2 separate regions of the Homo sapiens genome follow, and region 1 is linked to region 2. Evidence: read pairs that join two places in POLR2A ChIA-PET (ENCODE). Cell type or tissue: Panc1. All regions are shown on one strand. Each heading gives the region's core, and the rest is flanking DNA. Links, peaks and the distances in the headings are about the cores only.

Region 1 (5,377 bases), core at 253-5,252, 150 kb before region 2:
GCCTCAGTCTCCCAAAGTGTCAGAATTATAGATGGGAGCCACTATATCTGGCTCTCTGGCCATTTCTGACAATACACCAGCCCCAGGACTTCAGCAACTCCAGCTCGTGTCTTCCACTCCTCTGTTCCCCATCTCACTCTCACTGGCCCTCCTTGGCTCCAGCCAAAGTTATCAGGGCCTTGCGTTGCCACTGCGGGTGTTTGTTTTCAGATGATAGCATTCGAGGGGGCTCGACTCAAGAACACCAACCATGGATAAGGGCTGGAAGCAATGGTGTCCCGGAGCTGGCTCAGACTTGCTTATAAGAGGTGATTGTTAAATATTTAGACATCTTGTCAGCCAGTTATTAGATCATTGTTAGGTTGAAATCATTTGTGGTGGAAATATTTATACCCCAGAAACTGGCAAACACAACATATTAGGGTTCCCCCCTGTTTTCCCCAGAGAGCCAGTTTGCCAGCACACCACTGGCTGGAAGACAGTTTATGACTGTTTTCAGTATTCCAGGTAAGGATATGACATGTTGCACAAATGGCTTGATTGTCATTTTGTTAAAATAAAATATTTAAAAGCTTGACTTTAAAGCATCCAAAAAGGACACTCAAATGTTCCACACACATGAGCTGCCTGGGTGACCTTTTCTGGTGCAATCCTCAGAATAAGGCCTCTCCTTCCATCTTGGTTTATTTGGAGATTGCAGAGAAAGCCGGTAAAATACTGGTGATTTTGTCAACACTATGCTATTCAAGGACACAAAATAGAAAGGGAAGTTGGGTGCTGAGGCTAATATAGGACTGAGTTCATCAAAAGGGCCTTATTGTTCTCTTGATGAACTCTATCATACATGTTGTAAATGAAAAGTTATTGAATAAAATTACAGCTAATCTAATGCTACTTTTATCCATGATTTCAAGTTTCCTGTAGGATTTCATGCAAAAGGAGAGTTTTGAGTGGCCCAGTTCACTCATGTTTTGAAAGAGGACACAGCAGCCCCCGAGAGGAAGTCACTCTGTTTTGGTGGTACAACTGGAAAGGAAAAGGAAAGGAAAACTCACAGGGGAAGGAAGGGGTTTTTTTTTTTTTTTTTTTTTGGGAGACAGAGTCTCGCTGTGTCGCCCAGGCTGGAGTGCAGTGGTGTGATCTCGGCTCACTGCATCCTCCGCCTCCCAGGTTCAAGTGATTCTCCTGCCTCAGCCTCCCGAGTAGCTGGGATTACGGGTGCCCGCTGCCACGCCCGGCTAATTTTTTTTTTTTTTTTATTTTAGTAGAGACGGGGTTTCACTATGTTGCCCAGACTGGTCTCGAACTCCTGAGCTCAGGCAATCCTCCCGCCTCGGCCCCTCAAAATGCTGGGATTACAGGCATGAGCCACTGAGCTTGGCTGGGGTTTTTTTATTTTTAAGTTAGGACTCTCATCTCCCTCTCAGGGCCCTTTCCTTGATGAGGAAAGAAGTGAAAGTGTCCAAATTTCATTATTTTGGCAGGAAATAAAACCACCATCGTGAGCCGGGTACAGTGGCTCACACCCACAATCCCAGCCACTCGGGAGGCTGAGCAGGAGGATCGCCTGAGGCCAGGAGTGTAAGATCACCCTGGACAACATAGTGAGACCCTGTCTCTAACAAAATAAAAAAAGTAGCCATGTTTGGTGGTGCACGCCAGTAGTCCCAGCTACTTGGGTGGCTGAGGTGGGAGGATGGCTTGAGCCTAGGAGTTTGAGGCTACAGTGAGCTATGATCACGTCACTGTACTCCAGCCTGGGCACCAGAGACAGACTCCATCTCTTTAAAAAAAATCACCATCGTGTTCGATGCCAACAGCACCTGAACACAACCCACGCTTGCTAGTGTTTCATAACATGCACCTACAGGGGCTAATGTGGTTTAGCCTTGCTGGTTTCTCTGACCTCATCTCCTACCACTTGCCCCCTCCCTCTCTCTTTTACTTCCTAGAACTCACCAAGCTCAGTGTTGCCTCAGGGACTTTGCCCTTGGTACTCCCTCTGCCTGCAAAGCTCTCGCTGCAGCCAGTCCCATAGCTAGGCAGCGCCTTCTCATGATCTGAATAGCTGATGGATCATCCCATCTAAAGCAGCCCATCTGTTACTCCCAGTCATATGCTATTGCATTACTCTGTTTTGTGTTTTTCCTCGCACTTAGCACTGTCTGAAATTATTTTGTATTAATAGTTTTCTATACCCTCCAAAATAATAAGCAAAATATGGGCTCTATGAGAGTAGGGACTTGGTCTTTTAAACTCGCAAATGTATTCCCTGCTCCTTGCACACTAGCAGGTGTTTAGGAACAATTTACTGAATGAATAAAGGGATGCTGACCCTGGTACCTAGGCCCTCTTTTGACCTAAGCGGGTGGTTTTCAAACTGAATTCTATGGAGGGAATGGCGCCATGCCGGGAGCCCGGCTGGGTGGGTCTCTAGATCTCTTTTCTTTTTTCATTCAGAACAGCTCCACTAGGATCTGTTTAATATACTAAGTGTTTTCATTGTTCATTGGACAAAGGGCTCAAAGTCAAAAGAGCAAAGCCAGGTCACTGTTGAGGAAGCATTGGGTGGAAGGTTGGACGCCACATCTTTGGAAGTCCTCTTTAACCCCAATACTTGTGATTCCATGAATGGGACACAAGTCGAGTCAGCTTTGATATTGAGATGCGGTGGCAAGAAGAGAAGGACCATGACAGACGTGTTCTGGCGAGGGAGTGGGTGGGGGTTCCCCAAGCATGGGGGTGGGGGTCTTCCAGAGGGCGGCAGCCTGGTTCTAAGTTCTTCCTGCAGCTGCCTCAGCTACCTGCCCCTGAGTCATGACCTGCGATGCACTGGCTGATGCTTTTAGCTGAGGCCACATTTGAGGATCCAGCATTTTCCGACCACAACTTTAAACATAATGTTTGCTCCTCCACTCACCAAGAGAGCAACGGTCTTGCTCTCTGCGGTCTCATTAAATAGGATTCTATTTTCACAGCACTCACTTTTAGGACATTCTTATTTGCTGTTCCAGGCTCTCGGAGAGGCAGCCCAAGAGGCGCTGCTGCTAAAATGACTCTGGGCACGGTAGAGATGGGGAGATACGGAAATGAATAGCAGCTTTGTTTATTTGGCATGGGACCAGGCAAGAGGAGCTATATTAAAAAATAAATAAAGTTCCCCTTCTTTCCTCAAGACAAAAAACAAAACAAAACAAACAAAAAAAAACAAACCTATTCCGGCTGCGTGGCCAACAACACAATTTCCCTCACAGAACAGAACAGATGTGAGTACATTGAGATTAACTTTGTAGGAAGAAATTTAAAAAAATAAAATAATGATGAGCGGTCGTGGGATAGGGCTGGTGAGGGGGTAATATCAAGAGTATTTGAGATGCCCTCATTAGGAAGCCGGAAATAAAATGAAGCAATGGCCTGAGTATGGTTCTATCGACATATAGACACTCTGAGGCACCCACATATCCACAGGGCTCCCAAGTATTCCTGATTCCCTCTCTCGCAGACCTGGCTTGAGGTCTTCCCACAGTGGGGAAGAGATAATAACTATTAATAGTATGGCCATTCTCTGAGCATTCACCATGTGCCAAGCTCTGTGCCGAGTATCCCGTGCACACCATAATGGATGTAATTCACCATTCTTCCCACTGGCTTCGCTTGTCTGAGCTTCAGTTTTCCCTTCTGTAAATGGGTTTAATCAGATTACCTACCCCAGAGAGCTGCTGTGACAACTGAGTAGGAAAACGCACATGAACTACGAAGCACAGGGCCTGGCACCTAGTATGCGGTCAATAAATACACGGTTTATGATGGTGACTATTTTCCGTAAGGTATTTCAAATTCAAAATGTTAAAACCTGAACCCATTCTCTTTCCCCTTCAAGCCATTTTTTCTTGATTGTACACTTCAGTAATGGAATCGTGATAATCTTGAGTTCTTTTCCCGCCTGGCACAGTCAGTTCCCAAATTCATTCAAGTCTGCCGTTTTTCATATCACTCGACTGCATCCTTATCTCATTCCTCACGGCCTTGCTTCCTGCCTGGGTACAAACCCTTATCATCTCTTCTCTGAACTGCCGCAGTTTCTTCCTAATGGGGCCCTAATCCCCCGCTTCCAACCCCCACCCCTCTCTTCTCTTCACACCACTGCCAGGACGCCTTTTTTCCCTTATGAATCTGACCATGCCTATTCTTTGCTTGAAACCCACCAGTGGGTCTCTCTCACCAAGAAGATAAAGCCTGTATTCTAGAGTGTAGCATGAAACACTCTCATGATCTGGCCCCAGTCTCACTTTCTCTTCCTGGCCTCACTCCAGCCCAGGGCTTGTCCACACTGGCTTCACATTAGCATCACCAGGGGATAATACAATGCCAGCATCTGGGCCTTACTCCAGTCAATCACATTAGAGTCCCTGGGATTAGGCCCTGGGCAGAAGTGGAATTTACAAGCTTCCCGGGTGCTTCGAATGCACTGCCAGGGTTAAGCATCGCTGCTTCCCCCCATTCTGAGCAGCTTGCTTGGGCCTTTATGCTTTTGTGTGTAGGTCCTGCTGTGTTGGACAGTTTGCTCTGCTTTTTCTACCTGCGATGTCTCCTTATCTTTGGAGACACAGCTGAAGTTTCCCACCTTTATGGAAGTCTTCCCTGGGACCCCCTCGAAGGGGCTCCTGTTGCCCATGACATTTCCTGCTATGACAATGTAATCATTTGCTTGCATGGCTAGATTCCTGCTAGAAAGGGACCCCCTTGGGAGGCCCAATGTCCATTCATCTTTGGATCCTCACACTGTTGTGGTTGTCTAAGTACAGCGTCTACACACACTTACATGTTTTTTTGATAAATGAAAATATCATTGGAGATTTGTCCTCCATCATGACTCTAACTGGATTCTCAGCTCTTGGCTTATATTTCTGCTTTAGAGTTTATTCATTCTGCCTTGATCACAGTACATTGTCTACATGATCTTCCTCCACCACCTGTCCTCACTCTGGGAGCTTATTTCCTACCACTTTTTACCTCAAGCACTCACTCCTGCTCCATTGGCCTCCTCCCTGTTCCTTGACCTCCCTGTTCCTGCCCCAGGGCCTTCGTCTGTGCTGTTCCTTCTGCTGTCATGCCCTTCCTCCACATGTCCACATGACTCACTCTCTCCTTCCTTTACATGGCACCTCACAGAAAGGCTTCTCTGATCACATTCGTCACACTCTGCCTCTTACTTGGTGTCTTTCTTTTTCAGAGCCCTTCTCATCTCCTGATATATGGAAGATTTATTTGTTTATTCTTTTCTTCATCTGCTTCCCTCCATAGCATGTAAGCTGCATGGGGCAGGGACTTGATTGTGTTTGATATTGCATCTCCAGTGCCTAGAATAGTGCCTGGC
Region 2 (5,377 bases), core at 296-5,295:
AGCGAGAGGAAGAGCGGTGGAAGATGAGGCCAGACGGTTCAATGCATCTCGAAGGGTCTGGAGACCATGTAAAGAGCTTAGTCTTTGTCCATTTGGAAGCCATAGAGGGTTTTAAGCAGGGAGTTGATGAAGTATTTTCCCAAGCAGATGCCTTTGGTTGTGTCAAGGGGAGGCAGGGGACAACGTACCCACAGGGTGGTGAGTTGGGGTTGCCTAAGTAGACTAAATAAACAACGATGGTGGCTACCAGCACCTCTCCCTTGACCCTTGATGGTGTACCAAGGTGGAGAAAAGACAGCAGAGTCGGGAAAAAATTTGGAGATCGAATCAAAGAGTCCACATAATTTGCACATGGCTCGGATACAGGCTGTGAAGGAAAAAAGGTGAATGGAGGGTTTTAGGTTGAGCAACCTGGGTCATGCCCCTCACTGAGATAGAGAAGACCAAGGGAAGAGTAGATTTCAAGGGGGAAATCAAGAGTTCTGTTTGGGTGGATTAAATTGGAGATGTCTCTTACTCGGACAGTGCCAAGGAGTCAGGCGGATAGAAGTCTGGAATTGGTGGCCGAGGCCAGTTTCCCACGGGGCTCCACCCGTACCCAGATGCCTCACAGGGGTGGGGAGGAAGTGTTGGCTCTCACAGGGCCATCCACTCTGGACAGCTGACTCAAGGCTGCTAAGAAGTCACTGCCAGTCCCCCAAACCCTATCTCTAGGCTAGGAAGGTGGCTTTGGAGCTGTCAGCATTCCAGTTGGACCTTCCTTCTGGAGTCCCTCCCTAGTAAAAGCAGATCTAGCTAATAACCCCAGAACCGAGGGCGGGAGTAGGAGATGTGAAATATGGGAATAATAATAAAAGCCTATGTTACGAGACTGCTTGTCTTGGTCCCGAGCTTCTTCATAAATAATCTTCACCTCAAATTGCCTACACACTATGGCAGATCAACAACATGGGTTCAACTAGCTCCATTTCATTGATGAGAAAATGGAGGTTCCAAAGAATTGAGTGACTTTCCCAAGGTCACGCAGATGATGAATCCAAGACTCAAACCTGAGCCCTCTGAGATCACACCTACTGCGCCCTGCTCAATAGTAAGCCATCTGCCGCCAGAAAGGTCTTATTTTGAGAGAGCCAGCAGCAAGGGCTCTGGAGCCAGATCACCAGGGTTCAACTCCTGACTTGACCACTTGAAGGTAACGTGAGCATGGGCAAATTAGTCAACATCACTTGCTTCTGTTTCCCATCTATAAAATGGGGACAGGAAGAGTGTTCACTTCAGAGGATCAACATTTATAAAGTGCTTAGAACAGTGCAGGAAGGGCTATACATGTGTTGGCTACTACTGTGCTCATTACTTTCATATACACTAAACAGAGACGTGGGGACTGCCTAGAATCTGGAGAGAAGATCCAGCCCTCTCATGTAAGATATGGAGAAACTGAGGCCCAGATAAGGGAATGGAGGCAGCCTCTTAGACAAGTTGGGCCCAAGAATCTGGCTGGTGGAGGAACTCTCCCTATTCTCTGAAAGTCACCCCAAGCCAGACTATTTTCAGGAGATGAACTTCCAAGCTCGATATACCCTTAATTCATGTGGAATTTCAGCTCTGGGCTCGGCTCCCAGGAGGAGCCCCTCCACCCCTTTATGAAAATAGAGCGGAGTCATTCGGCAAAACCTCAAGCTAATGCTTTTAAGGAACTGGCAGGTTGAAACAGGAAACTGTTCTAAGTAGAAACCACAGAAACAGCACATGCTTGCCGCTGCCGGCTGCCGCCTGGATCCTTGCCGGAGGCCCCAGGGATAGGGGAGCTGTAGGCCGTGCCACGTGAGGGGGCCTCAGGAACCTAGCCCTGGTGCTGCTGACCGTACGTGGCCATGTGACAGCAAATGCCACGTCTTGTGGGCATATTTAAAGGTCAAAGCAAGGTGGGGTGGTAACCAACAGGCTACCAGCATTAGACACACAGAAAGCTAGTGTCGGAGCAAACCTGCTCCTTTCTATGCAAGCCCCTCATGTTGTATCTGTTAAAACTGAGGCCCAGAGAGGGGAAGAAACTAGTCCAAGTCATCCAGCAAGGAGTGGTGAAGCAGGATAGGAAATCTAGACTTTCTAGCACCTAAGCCAATGCTATTTAACAACAGTCAGTGCATTTCCTGCCTTCCATCCATTCACCTCTTCCAATATAGGGTACTTTTCTGTTTTGTTTTGTTTTGTTTTGTTTTGTTTTAGAGATAGGGTCTTGCTATGTTGCCCAGGGTGGCCTCAAACTCCTGGGCTCAAGTGAGCCTCCTACCTCAGCTTCCCATGTATCTGGGACTACAGAAGGGTAATTTTGTAAGAGCATAAATTCCAGGTCAGAAGACCAGAGTTCAACAAAGACTCTGCCTATTCCCAGCTGAGTGATCTTAGGCAAGTTACCTAACCTTTCTGTGCCTCAGTGTCTTCTTCTCCTTTTCCTGTTAATAAAATGAGGGACAGTAACATTACTTATCTAATAGGATTTCTGGAAGGATTCAGTGTGATAATCTATATGAACCTCTTCGTATAGTGTCTGACAAATAGTAAGAGCTCAATAAAGTTTTTATTTTTTTCATGTATTAAATGCCCAGTAAGTGACAGCCACATTGTCACAAAGAGATCAGTCAAGTGTCGGGGACAGAGAGAGTAAATTTTGACATGTCTAGAAATGGCGCAAGAGAGGGAAGGATGCCATTAGGACTCTGGCATCCTGAAAAACCTGGCCCCAGGGAGGAGAGGGCTGCTGAGAGGAGTAGGCCAAACACCTCTTCTGGGCCGAGCGCGGTGGCTCACGCCTGTAATCCCAGCACTTTGGGAGGCTGAGGTGGGCGGATCATGAGTTCAGGAGTTCAAGACCACCCTGGCCAACATGGTGAAATCCTGTCTCTACTAAAGATACAAAAAATTAGCCAAGTGTGGTGGTGCACACCTGTAATCCCAGCTACTTGGGAGACTGAGGCAGGATCGTTTGAATCTAGAAGGTGGAGGTTCCAGTGAGCCGAGATCGCGCCATTGCACTCCAGCCTGGGTGACAGGGTGAGACTTTGTCTCAAACAAAACAAAACAAACACAACACAACACAACACAACGCAACACAACACACCTCTTCTGTGCAGAGATGAGAACCCATGCCCAAGGGTTTCTTTCCACCACAGCAGGTTTTTTTTGCTACTTTGGAGGATGATCCCAGTAAAGCATGCCCTGGTTTCCTGGGAGTGGGGACACAATGCACAGGGTCATCCCCACTCCAGAGCTGGAATGCCAACTGAGGCCATAAAACAGGATTTAACTATTTCTTATGAAACTTGGCACAAACTTTTGCTTTCAGTCTTTAGAACAATTCCCCGTCCCTCCACTCCAAAGATGCCTATGTCCTAATTCCCAGAGCCAGTAAACAGATCACTTTGCATGCCAAAAGGGACTTTGCTGATGTGATGAAGTGAACGATCTTGAGATGGAGAGATTATCTTGCATTCTACGCGTGGGCTGATGGGTCCGTGAAATTAGGAGGCAGAAGAGTCAGAGTGAGAGGAGGAGATGTGATGACTGAGGCGGAGGTCAGAGTGACCTGAGGCAGGGGCCATGAGCCAAGGCATGCAGGCGGCCTCCAGAGCTGGAAAAGATCAGGAAACAGATCCTCCCCTAGATCCTCCAGAAAGAACCAGCCCTGCTGACCCAGTTTAGACTTCTGACGTCCAAACAGGAAGATCATAAATTTGTGTTGTTTTAAGCCACTAAGTGTATGGTCATTTGTTATAGCAGCCTCAGGAAGCAAATATGCTTAGTCAATATTTAGTCTGACGTTGGTCACTGTAGCTCTATTCTCCGCTATGTGTAGTTTGAGTCTTATTTTTTGCATAATCCCCAAAATACGTAAAAGCTCCCCTGAGCATGACATACAAGGCCCTGCTTGCTCTGGCTCCTTCCTGGTACATGCCTCCTTTTCATCTTTTTTATCCTAGGACAGGGTCTTGGAGAAAACAGGAATATGTAAGGTGTGCCATGTGAGGTCTAGTCTTCATATTTCCCATGAAATATTCAATAAAGTCTAGATAATAATAACTAGTAATCCAGTATAGATTTTTATTTTTTTTTTGAGATGAAGTCTCACTCTGTCACCAGGCTGGAGTGCAGTGGCACGATCTTGGCTCACTGCAACCTCCGCTTCCCGGGTTCAAGAGATTCTCTTGCCTCAGCTTCCCAAGTAGCTGGGATTATAGGCATACGCCACCACGCCCAGCTAATTTTTGTATTTTTGGTAGAGACAGGGTTTCACCATGTTGGCCAGGATGTTCTTGATCTCCTGACATCATGATCTGCCCGCCTTGGCCTCCCAAAGTGCTGGGATTACAGGTGTGAGCCACCACACTCGGCCCCAGTATAGATTCTTTTGGGGTACTCAGAGGGGATCCGAACTCTATATCCATATGGGCTTTACAGTGTCATGCCCACAAAATGTGGCATTGTGATCTGGCTGTTGATGACAACAGCTCTCGTCTCCTATCTCTGCCACTCCCTAGTGCATCTGAATCAGCCTTCATTTTCATGTATGAGAGCTCATGTTTTGCAAGGGGGAGGGTGCTGGGATATGACATGGGTTGGAGAAAAGAAGCTTGAACGGGACAAAATGGATCTGGACTTCCCTGGTCTCTTTGTCTGCATTACATCCTCAAAGGCCAGGAGGGCATTAGAGGAAAAACCTGAAGAAACTATTTAAGGGCAACGGTGACACTCTTGTTTCAGCTGAACTGGCCTCTTAAGTGGTTCCTCAGCCTCCATTCTTACTATCCCACAACCCATTCTCAACAAAGCACCCAGAAGATCTTCTACAGATAGAAGACAGAATCATTTGCAGTCCCTTCCCTGTCTAGAACCCTCCAATGCTTGCATTGAAACTGGAATGAAGTTTTTTTTTTTTTTTCCCCAACTGTTACTTTAAGTTCAGGGATACATGTGCAGGATATGCAGCTTCCTTACATACGTGGCCATGGTGGTTTGCTGCATGGATCATCCCATCACCTAGGTATTAAGCCCAGCATCCATTAGTTATTGTTCCTGCAGCTCTCCCTCCTCCCACCTCCACCCTCCTGCAAGGCTCAGTGTGTGTTGTTTCCCCCATGTGTCCTTGTGTTCTCATCATTCTGCCCCCACTTATACGTGAGAACATGCGTTATTTGGTTTTCTGTTCCTGCATTAGTTTGCTGAGGATAATGGCTTACAGCCCCATTCATGTCCCTGCAAAGGACATGATCTCATTCCTTTTAATTGCTGCATATTATTCCATGGTGTATATGTACCACATTTTCCTTATCCAGTCTACCATTGATGGGCATTTAGGTTGATTCCATGCCTTTGCCAT

Evidence for each region. Peaks named below come from ENCODE experiments on the same cell type or tissue, not always from the same donor. Only the 100,000 strongest peaks of a DNase experiment are listed, where the experiment ranks them.
Region 1: POLR2A ChIA-PET joins it to region 2 with 14 read pairs; 2 of 35 experiments call an interaction of 5 or more read pairs at or near these places.

Annotation. Positions count from the first base shown.
Region 1 is chr22:32,572,695-32,578,071 of GRCh38, forward strand. All of the region lies in intron 7 of SYN3 (synapsin III), which reads right to left. It overlaps SYN3-AS1 (SYN3 antisense RNA 1), which reads left to right and starts at 2,245. Exons shown (of 4, transcript XR_001755503.2): 1 at 2,245-5,377. In Panc1, for the core only: no CTCF peak of the experiment used is centred there; no DNase peak of the experiment used is centred there.
Region 2 is chr22:32,722,048-32,727,424 of GRCh38, forward strand. The region is part of intron 6 of SYN3 (synapsin III); the gene reads right to left. Among named protein-coding and RNA genes, the nearest start is that of TIMP3, 77 kb to the right of the region's middle. In Panc1, for the core only: no CTCF peak of the experiment used is centred there; no DNase peak of the experiment used is centred there.